2 separate regions of the Homo sapiens genome follow, and region 2 is linked to region 1. The links are chromatin loops, found by intact Hi-C in ENCODE. Cell type or tissue: Caco-2. All regions are shown on one strand. Each heading gives the region's core, and the rest is flanking DNA. Links, peaks and the distances in the headings are about the cores only.

Region 1 (8,364 bases), core at 231-8,230:
AGAAATCCTTGGTATAACACTTAGCACAGGGCCTGCTTTAATTAAGATGCTAATGGGCATCAACAAGGAAGCTGCAGTATGGAAAGAACAAAGCCCCAGGTCACGTGGCAAGGCAGGCTGATCACTTTCTAAGCTGGATTTCTTCCACTATTTTGAAGATTACTTCACCTCTCCCGGCCTCACCCAAATCATATATACACTAGAGTTTTCACTTTCATTCGGGGTTCGCATCACAAGCGACTGTGCGATGAAATATTCTAAAAATCTAGCATCTCTTTTAAAGTTCACTTTGAAATTTAAGGAGAAAGCAGACTTAAAGAGGATTCTGAAAGTGTAATGAGCATCATCTCTTTAAACCTCACAAACAAAAAGCACATTCTTCATTTTTTGGTTTTATATCTGACTGCTTTCTAACAATAACTTTACATGACTGGGTTGAAATAAACTTAAAAACCAAACTTGGAGGCATACTTATCTAAAAAGTCTAGGAATCCTAAGCTCCTGAGACTGACTTCTCATTTTGCTGCAAAGCGTGGGTGGCCACAAGCATTCCTGGCAGCTATAAGGCATTTGCTAACGTATTTGACTTTTAAAGTTGTTAATCACACTTATCAACATAGGCAAGCAGCACTGGCCACAAAAGATTAGCTGCTCTACTATAATGCTCCCAGTAATCCAAATGCAGGAACATCCGCGCCGAGTGATAAGTGCATCTGCCAGCTCCACAACCTTTCAGTGACTTCAGAACTTATTAAAGACCTTAGCTTTTAATAAATCCCAGATTTTCTTTTCCATCACCTTACACACAAACACACACATGCAGATACACACACACATGCACACATACACACACACACACACACACACACACACACACACACACATCCCCTGCAATGGTAGCTAAAACCAAATATTCCCAGTGCTGTGCAGTGTATGAGTTTCTAAAACAACCAGAATGTGCTTCAAAACACCACAGACATTGTGAGTTTCAAGGGGGCCATCACTGACAAGAGATTCAGATGCTACTGATCTCCTTTCACAGGTGCTCCTGCAAAAAATGTGTACAACCAGCAGGAAAGGACTTGGTTTCCAGGGAAACAGAATCTTGTTTAAGTCCTTTGGAAGCATTAGGTTCTACTGTAGTTTTTCCCCTCAGACACATAGACTGTTGCTCCTTGCAAAATAATTTATTTAGTGAACAAGAAAATGCTTTGCCCAGCTTAGAGGTAAGTGCATCAGAAAATTCAGGAATAGAATGAGTACTTGGGGGGGGGGGTGGGGGGAAATAAGCACCTCTCACTGAGCCTGCTAGTCTCTGACTGGTGGGATCTTGCTTTCACATAAGGATTCTTCCTTACAAGACCTGAGGTTTCATCTGCAGACATGTTTCTGCCTTGTTGGAGTCATGCTGAAGGCCCCATCCTTGCAGCTTGGGCTCTGCTCTGCCCAGCCGGTCTTAACCCTCAAAGGCTAACAAGTGCTTTACTTCTACAAAACAAAGCAAAAACAGTGAAGATCTATCTCCTATTTCAACCTCTGGCAACTCTCCAAACAGCATCCCCTCATAACCTATAAACATTCTTTCACTTTGTAATATAGCAAATGACTTATTTTTTACACTGAAAACTTTTTTTACTCTGTTCTTTTGATTATGATGTAGTTCAGAGTTTGGATCCAGGATGCTCAGACATAATAATGCTCATGATATTCAAGGTCACTTCTATCACCTGGAGATGTGGCTGCTTCATGGCTTAAATGTGACTGAAGAGTTACTGGAGTGGGGACTAGAACAAGCAGAGAAATCTCATTTTCTAGGCATCTTAAAAGGAAGGCAGAGTATCATTTCCCTGAAGTATTTGAGTGCAGGCCATTTTAAAACCATAGATAGAACAGGAAACTTTTTGTGATCAAAAATATGGTTGGTATCAGAATGGAAGAAAATCTTCACAATCTATACATCTGACAAAGGGCTAATATCCAGAATCTACAACAAACTCAAACAAGTTAGCAAGAAAAAATAAACAATCCCACCAAAAAGTGGGCTAAAGACATGAATAGACAATTCTCAAAAGAAGATATACAAATGGCCAACAAACGTATACAAAAATGCTCAACATCACTAATGATCAGGGAATGCAAATCTTAAAACCACAACGTGATTCCACCTTACTCTTGCAAGAATGGCCATAATAAAAAAAATAAAAAATAAATAGATGTTGGCGTGGATGCGATGAAAAGGGAACACTTTTATGCTGCTGGTGGGAATGTAAACTAATACAACCACTCTGGAAAACAGTGTGGAGATTCTTTAAAGAACTAAAAGTAGAACTGCCATTTGACCCAGCAATCTCACTACTGGGTATCTACTGAGAGGAAAAGAAGTCATTATACGAAAAAGATACTTGCATATGCATGTTTATAGCAGCAAAATTCGCAATTGCAAAAATGTGGAACCAACCCAAATGCCCATCAATCAATGAGTGGATAAAGAAACTGTGGTATATATATACGATAGAATACTACTCATCCATAAAACGAATGAATTAATGGCATTCACAGCAACCTGGGTGGGATTAGAGACTATTAATCTAAGTGAAGTAACTCAGGAATGGAAAACCAAACATCATATATTCTTACTTATAAGTGGGAGCTGAGCTATGAGGATGCAAAGGCATAAGAATGACACAATGGACTTTGGGGACTCTGGGGGAAAGGGTGGGAAGGAGGTGAGGGATAAAAGACTGCAAATTGGGTTTAGTGTATACTGCTAGGGTGACAGGTGCACCAAAATCTCACAAATCACCACTAAGGAACTTGCTCATGTAACCAAACACCGCCTATTCTCCAAAAATCTATGGCAATAAAAAATTTAAATAAATATATGGTTGGTAACATTTGACCATATGTATAGGAGAGGCACCTGACAACCATAACTGAAGCATGCCCTGAGAATGACCGCATTGTCTAAGAAGAATGTGTGTTTGGAGTCCCAAGCTAAGGAATCTGAGAGTGGCCAACCTGGAGTTTCACTTCTTATCCATGAGGGACATTCGAATCCCTGGCCCATCCCTTGGAACACAGGCCATACAGGGAATCAAGGCCTTTAGTTTTGGGTTAAATGGAGGTTGCCAGGTGGAGGGTGCTAAGTAAAAATGCTATATAACTGCATGCTTTTTATAAACAGTAGTGGTCTTCCTGTGTAGTCTGCTATCACTGGACTGCCCCATATGTAAGTCCCCCCAATAAACCCTATGTCTCGTTGGCTGGCTTCAGGTCTCTTCTTTGGCCTCTGGACATGGTACTATCCCTGCTGGAGTCAATAGGGATCTGGCATGACACCATATGACACCTATCATAGCCCACAGGACATGAAATTTGAAAGACATTTCTACTCTTGCAGCTCATTGTTTTTGATGGCATGTGCCAACTAAGTACTGACATGCCACTTGGGGATGAGTGAGGAGGCTGCCCCACCCTTGTGACTCCATGGTGTGAGCACCTCCTGCCTCCTGCCTTTCACCTCCACTGCTTGGCCTCTTCAAAACCCTCTCCATCCAACCTGCTCCTGTCAAATATGTCTCTTGTCAGACTGAGCAATGTCAGACTGAGAGCATTTATTTCATGGGCAGGAAGCCAGAGTGGCTGCTGTGATGTCTGACTGCACGTGTGGTGCAAGCACACAGGGGAAGGGGGCCTTAGATTTTCTCAGGTCAAGGAGGACCATGCGGCCTGGCCTTCTCCACTTAGCGCTGCATGAGCTCACTGGGCTGGCATCAGAAAGCCCTTCCAAAACAGGAAGATACAAGATAAAACCTCCAAGAGAGCAAGGGAGGAGAGTGATGCTCCCTCTGGGAAGAATGCACCAAGCCAGAAATAAACACCTTCATGAAAAATATTTTAAAAGTTAAGCTCAAAATTGTTTTTTAAATGCAGCTTTACTGAAAAAACTATAAGCTCAGAGTCTCTGCTGGGGCAAGGATAAACAAAGCACGGTTCTTTCCAACAGGAAGCCCTCAGTCTAGCAGGACAGGTAAATCAGGCGAGTGATTTATTTTAAAAGAGAAAGACAAGGGAAATGAACATTTACTGAGTGTCTACTTCATGGCAAAGCTTGGAGCAGACTATATTACACACACATACACACACACACACAAATTCACACACATCTCATTTTATTCCACTTTACAGAGGAGAAAACAAAAGCTCATAGATTTCAATGGTGTCAAAAGTTACACGGAAGTAGCCAACTTTTTACTGTATGGCAAACATACCTGCTAGCAACAGCTTAGCTTGAGCAACACCCTGAGAGTTACCCTATGGTTTAAGAGGAATGCGTGTTCAGAGTTCCAAGCTAAGGAATCCAGGAGTGGCCAACCAGAGATTCATTCCTTATCTATGAGGAACATCTGAGCCCACGGCCTGTCCCATGGAATGTGGGCTGTCCTGGGGAGTCAGACCCTTTGTTTTGGGTTAAGTGAAGGTTTCCAGGTGAAGGGTAAGTGAAAATGGTACATAAATTGCATGCTTTCTGAAGGTGGTCTCCGTGCTCCTGTCCAGCCTGCCACCACTGGAACACTCTGCATGTAAGTTCTTCTCAATAAACCCTATGTCTCATTTGCTGACTCTTGAGTCTCTCCTTCAGCCTCTTGAACCTGGTGCCATCTCTACTGAAGTGAATAGGGGTCTGGTACGACAATATTCAAATCTAGTTCTCACTCCAAAGCATGTAATTCCAAAGCCCACACTATTCCTACATTATGATGCCTATTTCACTTCATTTGTCTGACTCATAGGAACCTGTTTAACCTCCTTGTTAAATAGAACATTATAAGAAATGCTGCCATACCTTAACACAGCAGAGTACTATATAAATTCAGATGGCATTATTGTAACATATCTTTCATTCAGTTGTCTGTGAAGAACAGATAGTAGTTTATATATTTGTGAAACTCAGCATTAAGATTTTGATATTAAAAAGACAGGGAAGGATACTCTGTGATAAATACGAATTAGGTCACATCATTCTATGCTTGGTTATGCTGAACAACACGGCACTGAAAAAACAGAGAATACCTGTAAGATTATTTCTTCTAAAGGAGAACCTAAAGGTAAACCTAGAACTTGGATGACTCTACAAATAAGGGCCCTGGAAATCTACAGGGCGTCTTCCCTTTCTAATTTTAAAAATATAACAATCGTGTTTACTATATCTATTGTGAAATACAATTACAGGGTACTATGTAAGATGCTAAGGGGTGGATAAATCTCAGAATAAATAAATAAAAGTAACTTTCCATGGACTGAGGGAGACGGTCACCATGCAGTACGCCACAGTTCCAGGGCATGACTGTAGAGCAGGGAAAAGTACTGCAAAGACACCAATCTTTCTTTGATGTGTGTCCCTTTCTTCCCTTTGAGTTGGGTTCCTGCTGATCCTGAGGGAACCCCTCTTGCTGCTCCTCTGCTTGACCATCTCAGCGCCTCCTTAGAGCTCCAGCTGACTCTCATCCTGCTCCCCCATGCAGGGCTGGTTACATGATTTGTGGATCCCAGTGCAAAATGAAACAAGTATAAAAATAGGTCGGATGCAGGAGGTGGAGCTTGCAGTGAGCTGAGATTGCACCACTGCACTCCAGCCTGGGCGACAGAGTGAGACTCCTTCTCAAAAAAAAAAAAAAAAAAAAAAAAAAAAATAGGTCAGGTGCAGTGGCTCACAGCTGTAATCCTAACACTTTGGGATGCAGAGGCGGGAGGATCACTTGAGGCCAGGAGTTTGAGTCCAGCATGGATAACATAGCAAGACCCCTGGGCACGGTGGTGCATGCCTGTAGTCCTAGCTACTTGGGAGGCCAAGGCAGGAGGATCTTGAGCCCAGGAGTTCAAGGTTGCAGTGAGCTATGATCACGCCACTGTACTCCACCATGGGCGACAAAGCAAAATCCTGTCTCTAAAAACAAACAAAAAAAAAAAAAGAAAGAAAGAAAGAAAGAAGAAAAGAGAAGAAAAGTATAAAAATAGACAACTGCAGATTCCAGACTGAAATACTGATGGGTAGAGGAACGCTTTTCCATGATATACCCACAGCACCTTATCAAAAAGTTACAATCAGACGCCTGTTCCTGCTTTAACTTTTTTCTTCCACAGCACATTTCACCTTCACACTGGTTGCTCACTTTTTGGCTTTAATGCCTGTCTTTTCCTGGATTAAAAACTTGATGAGGCAGGGATGTTTTTCTGTTTTGGACATTGATATATCTTCAGTGGGTAGAGCACTGCTGGCACATAATAGGCATTCAAATATAAAACACCTGAATCATACAAATGGAGAACACATGTGAAAACTAGCTGATATAGCAAACTGAATGGCTAGAAAACTTTACACAATAATAAGGGAATGAATTTCCTCAGGGTCATGAAACACATTGATCTGAAATTCATGGAAATAACTCTAATTATTTATTATTTTAGATTCTAGAGAATGAGTATCAGCTGGTTGTAGACAATGAATATTAGCTATAAGGGTGAAGATGATCCCTTATAAAAATGACTGCATTTAGGCCAGGCGTGGTGGCTCACGCCTGTAATCCCAGCACTTTGGGAGGCTGAGGCAGGTGGATCATGAGGTCAGGAGTTCGAGACCAGCCTGGCCAACATAGTGAAACCTCGTCTCTACTAAAAATACAAAAAATTAGCCGGGTGTGGTGGCGGGTGCCTGTAGTCCCAGCCACTTGGGAGGCTGAGGCAGAAGAATTGTTTGAACCTGGGAGGCGGAGGTTGCAGTGAGCCAAGATTGTGCCACTACACTCCAGCCTGGGCAACAGAGCAAGATTCCATCTCAAAAAATAAATAAATAAATAAAATAAAGGCTGCATTTAATATTTGATATCTCTAGAAAACAGTTGACTGAAAGTCATCCAGGTTCTGATTCTAATGGATTACACTATGTCATTAATTGTTTCCATAATTCAGAACAACAAAAGAATAGCATTTTTATATTAACAGAAAATGTTTGCCTTCTATAAAATGAATGGAGGGATACAAAGTTATAGAGAACTGCAAGAACAGATGAGAGATTTACTGAATATCGTTGGAGCAGTTAGAGGAGTTCACAATAGTCCTTACATTCATTACAATAGTTAACTTACCCCCATATCCATATAGATAAGCCCTGGAAGAGTATTCAGTAGTAGATGGACTACTGAAATGAAAACACTCGTCATCAACTTAAAAAAAAATTGTGGTGAAATAAACCTAACAAAAATTGTACCATGTTAACAATTTTAAAGTGTACATTTCAGTAGCATTAAATATATATTTATGCAACCAATCTCCAGAACTTTTTCATCTTGCAAAACTGAAACTGTATCCACTGAACAACAACTCCCCCTTTCCCTATTCGCCAGCCCCTGGAAACCACTGTTGGATTTTCTGTCTCTATAAGTTTGACTTCTCCAGGTGCCTCATGTAAGTGTTTGTCCATTTGTGATTGGCTTATTTCACTTAGTATAATGTCCTCAAGCTTCACCCATGTTGTAGCACGGTAAACATTTCCTTGCTTTTTAAGGCAGACTAACATCATCATAAACTTTTGCAACTTATGAGAACTGCAAACTGACAGTAGCGCAAAAGCATCAGTCTTACTTTGACATGCATCCCCCTCTTCCCTCTGAGTTGGGTTCCTGCTGATCATCTGAGTGGATCCCTCCTCCTGTTCCTCTGTTCGGCCAACTCAGCTCCTCCTTGGGTCTCCAGCTAACTCTCGTCCCATTCCTCCATGCAGGACTGGCTATAAGACTTGTGGATCCCAGTGCAAAATGAAAACACAGGCCTCTTGCCAAAAAATTATTGATAACTTCTGTCTCAAAGAGATATTTGTACATTCACATTCATAGCAGCATTATTCTCAATACCCAAAAGGTAGAAGCAACCCAAGTACCCATCAGATGAATGGATAAAAAAATGTGGTATATACATACAATGAAATATTACTCAGCTTTAAAAAGCAAGGGCATTAGGCTGGGTGCGGTGGCTCCCACCTGTAATCCCAGCACTTTGGGGAGCCAAGGCAGACAGATCACAAGGTCAAGAGATCGAGACCATCCTGGCCAACATGGTGAAACCCTGTCTCAACTAAAAATATAAAAATTAGCTGGGTGTGGTGGTGCACACCTGCAGTCCTAGCTACTCAGGAGGCTGAGACAGGAGAACTGCTTGAACCCGGGAGGTAGAGGTTGCAGTGAGCCGAGATCACACCACTGCACTCCAGCCTGGCAACAGAGCGAGACTCCATCTCAAAAAAAAAAGGGGCATTCTGACCTATGCTGCGACATGAGTGAAGCTTGAGAACATTAGGCTAAGTGAAAA
Region 2 (8,364 bases), core at 340-8,339, 130 kb before region 1:
CTCACAGCTTCCTCCATGGGTGAGGGGATGGTCTTGGGCTGGGGTACCACAAAGGGGGTGGGAGCATCTGTCTGGGGCATGAGCAGGAAGGGTTCATTATTGCATCACCTGAGATCATTTAAAAACGTTAAGAACACCGACTAAACTTTGAACTGCCTTTTATTATCACTATGAGCTGGCAATTCTAAATAATTTAGTGATAAATCATTCTTCCGCAGTAAAATAGTTTATTGTCCTAAGTTGTGATGAATTACTGCAGTCACTGCTGAATTGTGAGAGAATACATGCAAACTTCATATTAGCACATTTTATTATTGATTATTTAATAAACACTTCAAAAGCCAACAAGGAGGTTAATTTAGAGAACCTCCTCCTCATAGTCAGTCCTTGACACAAGCAGACTCAGCTACATGGGTTTGTTTCAAGAGTAAGTAAGACTAAGAGTAAGTCAGAGTTTGGAATTATTCTGTTTTGCTGTGGGCATAATTCAATTCCAGTTTCCAATCCCTGTGATTTTTTAAAACTGTCAATTTGAAATAAACAGGGACAACATAGTGATTGTAAAGAGGAAGAACCAGAACTTGAGTTAATTGAATTCTATCATTTAATGTGATCACTTGGAACTTTTATTTTTGCTTAAAGTTTAGAACTGTGAAGGATATTGAGAAGGCACTTCACACCCACCGAGAGGCTCTAATCCAGAAGACTGACAATAACACGAGTTGGGGCGGATTTGGAGAAAGTTGAATCCTCACACATTGCTGGAGGGGGTGTAAAATAATGCAGCCACTTTGGAAAATAGTTTGGCGGTTCTTTAAAACGTTAAGCAAAAATGTACCATATGGTCCAGCCATTCCACTCCTAGGTATCCACCCAAGAGAAATTAAAACCCACCCTTGGAATCACTCTCAGTCATTTCTGCTATATTCTATTGTTAAGCAAGTCTCTAAATAAAGCCCACACTTAAGGGAAGGAAAATTAAGCTCCACCTCTTGAAGAGAGAGCATCAAATAATTTTTGGACGTATTTTTAAAACACCACTTCCTCTTAACCATTAAGTTTTTTTCTACATTTTTTTAGCAGGGGAGATTTTTATGGCTGGAAAGATGAGAATGCTATAAATAAGAAATAATTTTCCCTTCCTTTTGTCTTCTATTGACATTATATCATGTCAGGTAGAAGCCTATTCCTTCCTTCTGTTTATTCTTGCATAAATATGGCTTTTAAAAGTCTAATTTTATTATTTAAAAAATGTTTTGCATCCTCAGAACGTCTCTGAAAACCTCAATGCATTTTTGGGCTTCAGGCATCCTGAGGTCACTCTTAGAGGCTATGCCCATCTTTTGCATTTGTACTTGGTATTCTGCCCAATTTTCAAGAAAGAAGACATAATTTAGTGCCATTAGATATTACTGTCAGGGACCCCAAAATGCTGAAATCTTGATCACCTCTTCTCAGTCCTTCCCACTAGGCTCTGAAGAATCTCTATGCACAAGAACAATAGCAGAATGGAGTCAAAAGACATCTCTATTAATAGCTGTGCAAATGTCAGAGAACTGCAGTAAAAGGCAAGTAGTCTTTCACTCCTCAGCTTGCATGGGCCAGAGGGCTGGGATGGCAGATTCATCTGTACATGAGGCTTTACTCACTGGCCCAGCTGTGTGCCCACAGGAGCTACACTATGTGTGACACCTGGCAATGCTGTGCTAATAATGTGCTGTGCAAACAATGCCATGAACCCCAGTGAATCACCTTAGCATCTTCTCTCTCCCAGTGGGGTGCTGGGGAGGGCAGAAGTTGCATGGCTGAACAAGAAGTGGAAGATGTCCCTGCAAATGTGCCCCGTCACCTTTTTAGGGCCGGCGCTCATCAGAAGTCATGCTGTGCAGGCTCCTGGCCCTTAATGTTTTCTTCATGATGGAGATTCTTTGCAATTATATTCCTCATTTCACTCTCTAGAAGATCCATTCAGCCTAATTCTGCCCTGGGTCTTCCTGAGTTCCACTCTGGGTGGTTCATCTCATTGTCCTGCCATAGAGGAGCCCTCCTCACTAAAGTCAGCAAACAAGTAAATACCACATTGCCTGGAGTTCAGTCCCAGTTGAGTGATGATTTCAGGGAAGTCTCTCATCCTTTCTGTGCCTCAATTTACTCTTTTAAAAAATACAAATAGTATGGACTTGTGAGGACTGATACATAAATTGTATATAATATCAAATTATATGGATATATGTGTGTACATATACATGTGTATATGTATATGTCTATATATAGATAGGAAAATTCCCTGGTATATAGCAGGTATTAGTTCTCATGCTGCTAATAAAGACATAACCAAGACTGGGTAATTTATAAAGGGAAGAGGTTTAATTGACTCACAGTTCAGCAGGGCTGGGGAGGCCTCAGGAAACTTACAATCATGGTAAATCACATGGCGGCAGGAAGGGGAAGAATGAAGAATGAAGAAAAGCGCGGAGAAAATGCGGGCAAAAGCCCCTCACAAAACCATCAGCTCTCATGAGAACTCACTCCCTATCACGAGAACAGCACAGGGAAACCACCCCCATGATTCAATCACCTCCCACGAGTTCCCTCCCCCAACACATGGGGATTACAATTACAATTACAATTCAAGATGAGATTTGGGTGGGGACACAGAGCCAGAGCATGTCAGCATGGAATTGTTGCTGTCTGCTCACTTTTTCCTTAATGGAGATTTTGTTCCATGTATGGTAGGTAATGATCTGAGGCAGGAAGACAAAGAGCAGATAGCATTCAGGGCCTCAAAAGATTCCCCTAATGTGTACAAACATACTAGATCTGAAGTTCTGGTTCACCATGGTTCTTCCTCATTAAGCCGCAGATTTCCACTTGGAAAATTCATTGGTAAAGTGCCATGCCTGCTTGCTGCTGATAGGATTTTCTTATTGTCCAGCAGTATGCAAGTATTCAGCCCTCAGTCTCTCAGAAGAGGGGTCTGAATTCCCTTGTTCCGGGGTTGTGACCTTAACCTTGTCCTGAGATTTATAGCCCCAGAGAGGCTCTCCTCCTGATTTACATAGTTCCTGATGTCACTTTGAGCAGTTTAGTTCCAATCTCTGCAGAACATCTTGACTATGGAATGTGGGAACACGACGAGCTGTTTGTTTTATACTCCCAAATCCTTGAACAAAAGTTACAGAGTGTTTTTCTATCTTCTCAGAGGAAGAAGGCCCCTCTCCCATTCCCATTCAGTTCTACCAAGCAGCAGCTGTTGCTGTGTGTACTGTGTTTAAAATCCCTTTGTTTTATGCAAAAGTATTCTGCTTGATGCCTGCTTTGCAATAATCTGAGCCCTGTACAGTAATCTAGTTATGAGGACTAGAGGACTTAAAAGTATGAACTTTGAGATGTATGGGGAAGATTAGGACAGCCACAAGCCTTCTGAAAATTGAGCAATGCAGTCAAATAATGGCTGTATTTTGTTTGAAATGCTGCATAGCTGGTTTGATGTTTGCATTGGGTTGGCTGATGTCTTTTGTGTTGTGTGCATACCCTAGTGGGCTTATACTGGAATCCCTGAAAACTGGCAGAAAACGAAATAAAAATGTGCCCTCCTTTGCCATTTCCAATTTCTTTTGAGTTGGGCATTCTGTTTTTTGTGGTTCTAGAAGAGAAACATGGTTCTGGAACCTGTGGTTCTTTTGTGTGCCGCCCCAGGCTCAGCCTCACAGACAGAGGCTCCAGCAGGGGCCGGTGATGGATGATGGTGTTTCCCGCTAGTGGCTGCTCTTTAGAGAACATATTTAATTTCGGATGACTGGATAGTGTATTTCTCCCAAGTGATTTTGAATTGCCCATCTCCAGGAAAGACAGGACTCTTTATCTGTGGCTTCTAACTACTCATCGTAGGATTGATTATTAGGCCTGTTTCCTCTTACTTTAATATGTAGATGAGGTAGCAACAGAGAAATTGGAGGACCACAAGGAAAACCAAGCAATAGCACAAAAATCCAGTTGTTCTATATTTTGGTCCAGTGCACCCTGGTTGGGTGCTTCCTCATACAACATCTTCAGCTTGTGTCTGTTTAGAGATGTGCTCCCTTCTCCCTGGGCTCTCACCTCTGTCAGGTGATGTGGGCATTCTCTGAGGTCTTCCTTGGGCAGGAAGTTTCTGACAAAGCTGAGCATTACGGTATTCACTCAAAGTGTATACCACACACAATCTTGGGCATTTCTTCAGTAAATGCTTGATGGGCTTGGAAATCTGAAACACAAAGGCATTAGGGATTCTTCCACAAGAAAAGGTGGGATTTGGGGAATCCGGAAGAATACAAGAAGAGGAACATGAGAAGGGAATACGAGAAGAGGAACAAGGTGAAGGAAGGGTCATGTCAGCAAGGCTGCCAGGAAGAGCTCTTCTGAATTCAAGACAAATTTCTCCTCCCCAGACTGTCCTGGAAATGCGCAGCTCCCCACCCTCCCAGGAGAAGGAGGGACCTGTGCAGGCAGAAATGCTTCTGCCCAGCCTAATCATCTTAGAAGACAAGGTCAGGTCGACTCTCAGGTTTAGGCTTTTGTATGTGGTCGTATAATTTCAGGCTGTTCATTGTTCCAAAAATAGCTCCCACCTACCTGCTGATGCCTGAAATCCATGTAACAGGAGACAAAGCCTCTGATTCCCAATAAAGAGATAAAAGGCTTAATTATGCAAATATGTAGTGAAATAGTTCTGTCTGAAACTCATTCATATTAAAATGTCATCAGTCAGCGTTTCAGCAGGTGGGATGACTGATACACACAGAAACGGGGTTCTGGAACAGGGTGGTACTAAAGAGAAACTTGCTCTACCTTGCTGGGAGGACAAGGTCCCAGCAAGGGAAGGCAGTGAAGCCACAAGTACTACCCACTTTTGCAGGGCTGGTGGTGGCTGGCTTTCCGACTATGCCTGTGGGAAACCAGGGGGTGGTGTTTCCTATGAGGTAACCGGATTTAGGGAAATGAATCAACGCAAGTCCATTGTGTGATTATCTTCTGGAATCAGAGGGTCCAGCCACACCCTATAGATAAGTAGATGGAAGTAGCTCTTCTCCCAAGGTGAAGTGATACATTTTTCCTGCCATCACATTCTATGTTTCTCATATTATGAAGACGTGGGGGAACTCTGCCTTAGAGTGAGGTGGGCTTGGGATCACTGGGGCCCTTGCTTCAAGGTGAAGTGCTCACTCCTTCTCAGCATGGAGGATGAGCTGATAGAGGGGATGGCAGGACAGGCCGGATAGATAAGAGCCTCCAAAGCCAGGTTTGGGTGAATGGGCTCGAAGAGGGGCCACCTTTATTAGCAGCTTTAAGTTATGCTCCACTTCTAACACGCTTCTAGTGTGTTAGTTGAGTCTTATTAGCAGTGACGGCCTAGTCTCAGGTGTGCTGTGGGGATTTAACATACCTACCTACTCAGACCAGCTCCACAGAGAGATGTCAAGGGGAGAATCAGGTCTCCTCTCAAAGCCTGGTCGGTGTTGAGAGAGCAGAAGGGAGATATGCCCAGCAGGCAGTGAGCTGACAGGGTCATTGGCAGCAGGGGCAGTGGTGACGGGGTGGGTGATGAGGACAACAAAGCTGATCCACAGGGCCTGCTCCTGGGCACACGAGAAGTGCTCATATGAGAACTCTCTGAAGTATCTGGTGGCCATTGGGACATGCCAATTTCTGGAAATCAGGACAACCAATGACTTCCCCATTATCATTAGGCATAACAATTAAATGGAGTGGCCTGGGACATGTGGTGTTCTCACATCTGTGCATCCCTTGCTGGCCCTGCTTTCTGACTGCCCGGGAAGATGTAGCCGTCCTTTATCAGCAAGGACAGTTCTCAGAGGACGCATGTGTCTAAGTTGCTGAACTTCTTTTTCTTCACAAGACATAGGTGATCAGCAAATCGATTAATTGATAATTCCCACCAGTGTAGTTTTAGCAATTTGAGTGGAGTGGAAGGAAATGAAAACTCTGACAGGGTGTAGTTTTGAATCGGATCTCTGTAGGGTGTTTCCTCACCATCTTACCCAAAACTGCAACTCTCCCATTGCCCATCTCTTTCCTTTTGTTTTTGTTTTCCTATAGAGCTTACCTGGACAATTATTTATTTAGGTTTTTTTTGGCTGCTTTCTCCACTAGATCATAAGCTCCATGAGGACAGGGAATTTTGTCTGTTTTATTCCCTCATTTTATTCATCTTTTTATTCACTGAATGCCTAAGATAAGTATCTAGCACACAATGAGTGCTTCATACGTGTTTATTGAATGCGTGAAGGAAGCAAATGTTCCTGTTTGTTGTAAACAGGTGTTCAGCATGTGCTAGTTTCAGAAACAATCACAGTTAACTTTTTAGAAGACCAGCTTTGTGTTAGTCCATTCTTGTGTTGCCATAAAGAAATATCTGAGACGGGGTAATTTCTAAAGGAAACAGGTCGGATTGGCTCACAATTCTGCAGGCTATACAGGAAGTGTGGTGCTGACATCTGCTCAGCTTTTGGTGACGGCCACAGGAAGCGTCCAATCACGGAAGAAAGTATAGGGCAAGCTGCGTATCACATGGCAAGAGTGGAAGCAAGAGAGAGGGAGCAAGACAGAAAGACAGGGGAGGTGCCATACACTTTTAAACAACCAGATCTGATGTGAACTCAGAGTGAGAGCTCGCTTATTACTGTGAGGAGGGTGCCAAGCCAAACACTTATCCCCAGGCCCTACTTCCAACCCTGGGGATTACATTTCAACATGAGATTTGGAGGGGACGGACAAATATCCAAACCATATCAAGCTATTTCTCCATCTTCTGTACGATGGGGAGGGTCAAAGCAGTCAAAATCGAAAATAGAAGTGATTTTGTTAGCTTTAGAGTACTCTTCACAGTGTCCCTGGCTTATGGCTTCCTTTCCATGGCTTCTATCATTTTAAAACAATTTTTTTATTGGTGCATAATAATTGTACCTATTTATGGGGTATATGTGATTTTTGTTTTGTTTTGTTTTGTTTTGTTTTTGAGATGGAGTCTTGCTCTGTCACCCAGTCTGGAGTGCAGTGGCGCAATCTCGGCTCACTGCAACTTCTGCCTCCTGGGTTCAAGCAATTCTCCTGTCTCAGCCTCCTGAGTAGCTGGGATTACAGGTGTCCGCCACCATACCCGGCTAATTTTTGTATTTTTAGTAGAGACAGGGTTTCACCATGTTGGCCAGGCTGGTCTCGAACTCCTGACCTCAAGTGATCTGCCCACCTCGGCCTCCCAAAGTGCTGGGATTACAGGCAGGAGCCACCGCTCCTGTCCTATATGTGATATTTTAAAACCTGTATACAATGTGCAATGATCAAATAAGGATAATTAGCATATCCATCACCTCAAACATTTATCACTTCTTTGTGTTAGAGACATTCCAAATCTTCTCTTCCAGCTATTTTGAAATATACTATAAAATCTTGTTAACTACAGTCACCCTACTGTGCTATTGAACACTAGAACTTATTCTATCTAACTGTGTTTTTTTACCCATTAACCAATCTCTCTTTATCTCTCCCTCCCTCCACACCCTTCCTAGCCTCTGGCAACCACCATTCTACTCTCTACCTCCATGAGATTCACTGTTTAGCTCCCACATATGAGTGAGGACATGCGATATTTGTCTTCCCGTCATCAGGGAAATGCAAATCAAAACCACAATGAGATATCATCTCACCCCAGTGAAAATGGCTATTATCAAAAAGAAAATAACAAATGCTGTCAAGGATGCTGAGAAAGACGAATGCTCATACACTGTTAGTAGGGATGTAAATTAGTCCAGCAACCATTGCAAACAATATGGAGGTTCCTCAAAAAACTAAAAATATACCTACCATATGATCTATCAATCGCTGGGTATATATCTGAAGGAAATAAAATCAGCATATTGAGGAGATATCTGTACCCCCATTTTTATTGCAGCACTATTCACAATATTCAAGATATGGAATCAACATAAGTGTCTGTCAGTGGATTACTAGATAAAGAAAATGTATATATAGGCAACAGAATCCTATTCAGGCACAAAAAGAATGAAATCTTGACATTTGCAACTTCTATCATTGTTATGTCCTGTTTAACAAACTGGTTCATTTTAACAAACGCTTATAGAATGATGCAGCAGAAAAGGTCCTAACAGATGAAGTTTCCAAGTTAATTGAGGCATGATCCATGCCCTTAAAAGTCTATAGCCTAGCGGGAGAGTTAGGCTATCAGTGACCTATGACCCACCAGATAGGGAGGTCAATGTAGTCACTGGGGACATGAAGGGGTGGCTGGGCATCACTGGATCATTAAGTACATGGTCAGGAATGACACCACTTAAGTGAGTAAAG

Evidence for each region. A loop is a pair of places that touch in the nucleus more often than their neighbours do. Peaks named below come from ENCODE experiments on the same cell type or tissue, not always from the same donor. Only the 100,000 strongest peaks of a DNase experiment are listed, where the experiment ranks them.
Region 2: it touches region 1 in a loop (2.7-fold over the local background); 2 of 110 quality-filtered maps call a loop at or near these places.

The regions. Positions count from the first base shown.
Region 1 is chr13:33,213,855-33,222,218 of GRCh38, forward strand. The region is part of intron 1 of STARD13 (StAR related lipid transfer domain containing 13); the gene reads right to left. Among named protein-coding and RNA genes, the nearest start is that of STARD13-AS, 60 kb to the right of the region's middle. In Caco-2, for the core only: no CTCF peak of the experiment used is centred there; DNase peaks (open chromatin) are centred at 627, 3,689 and 4,377; H3K4me3 peaks cover 260 bases.
Region 2 is chr13:33,087,834-33,096,197 of GRCh38, forward strand. No RefSeq gene overlaps it. Among named protein-coding and RNA genes, the nearest start is that of KL, 76 kb to the left of the region's middle. RefSeq lists an enhancer at 4,473-5,029. In Caco-2, for the core only: no CTCF peak of the experiment used is centred there; a DNase peak (open chromatin) is centred at 3,478.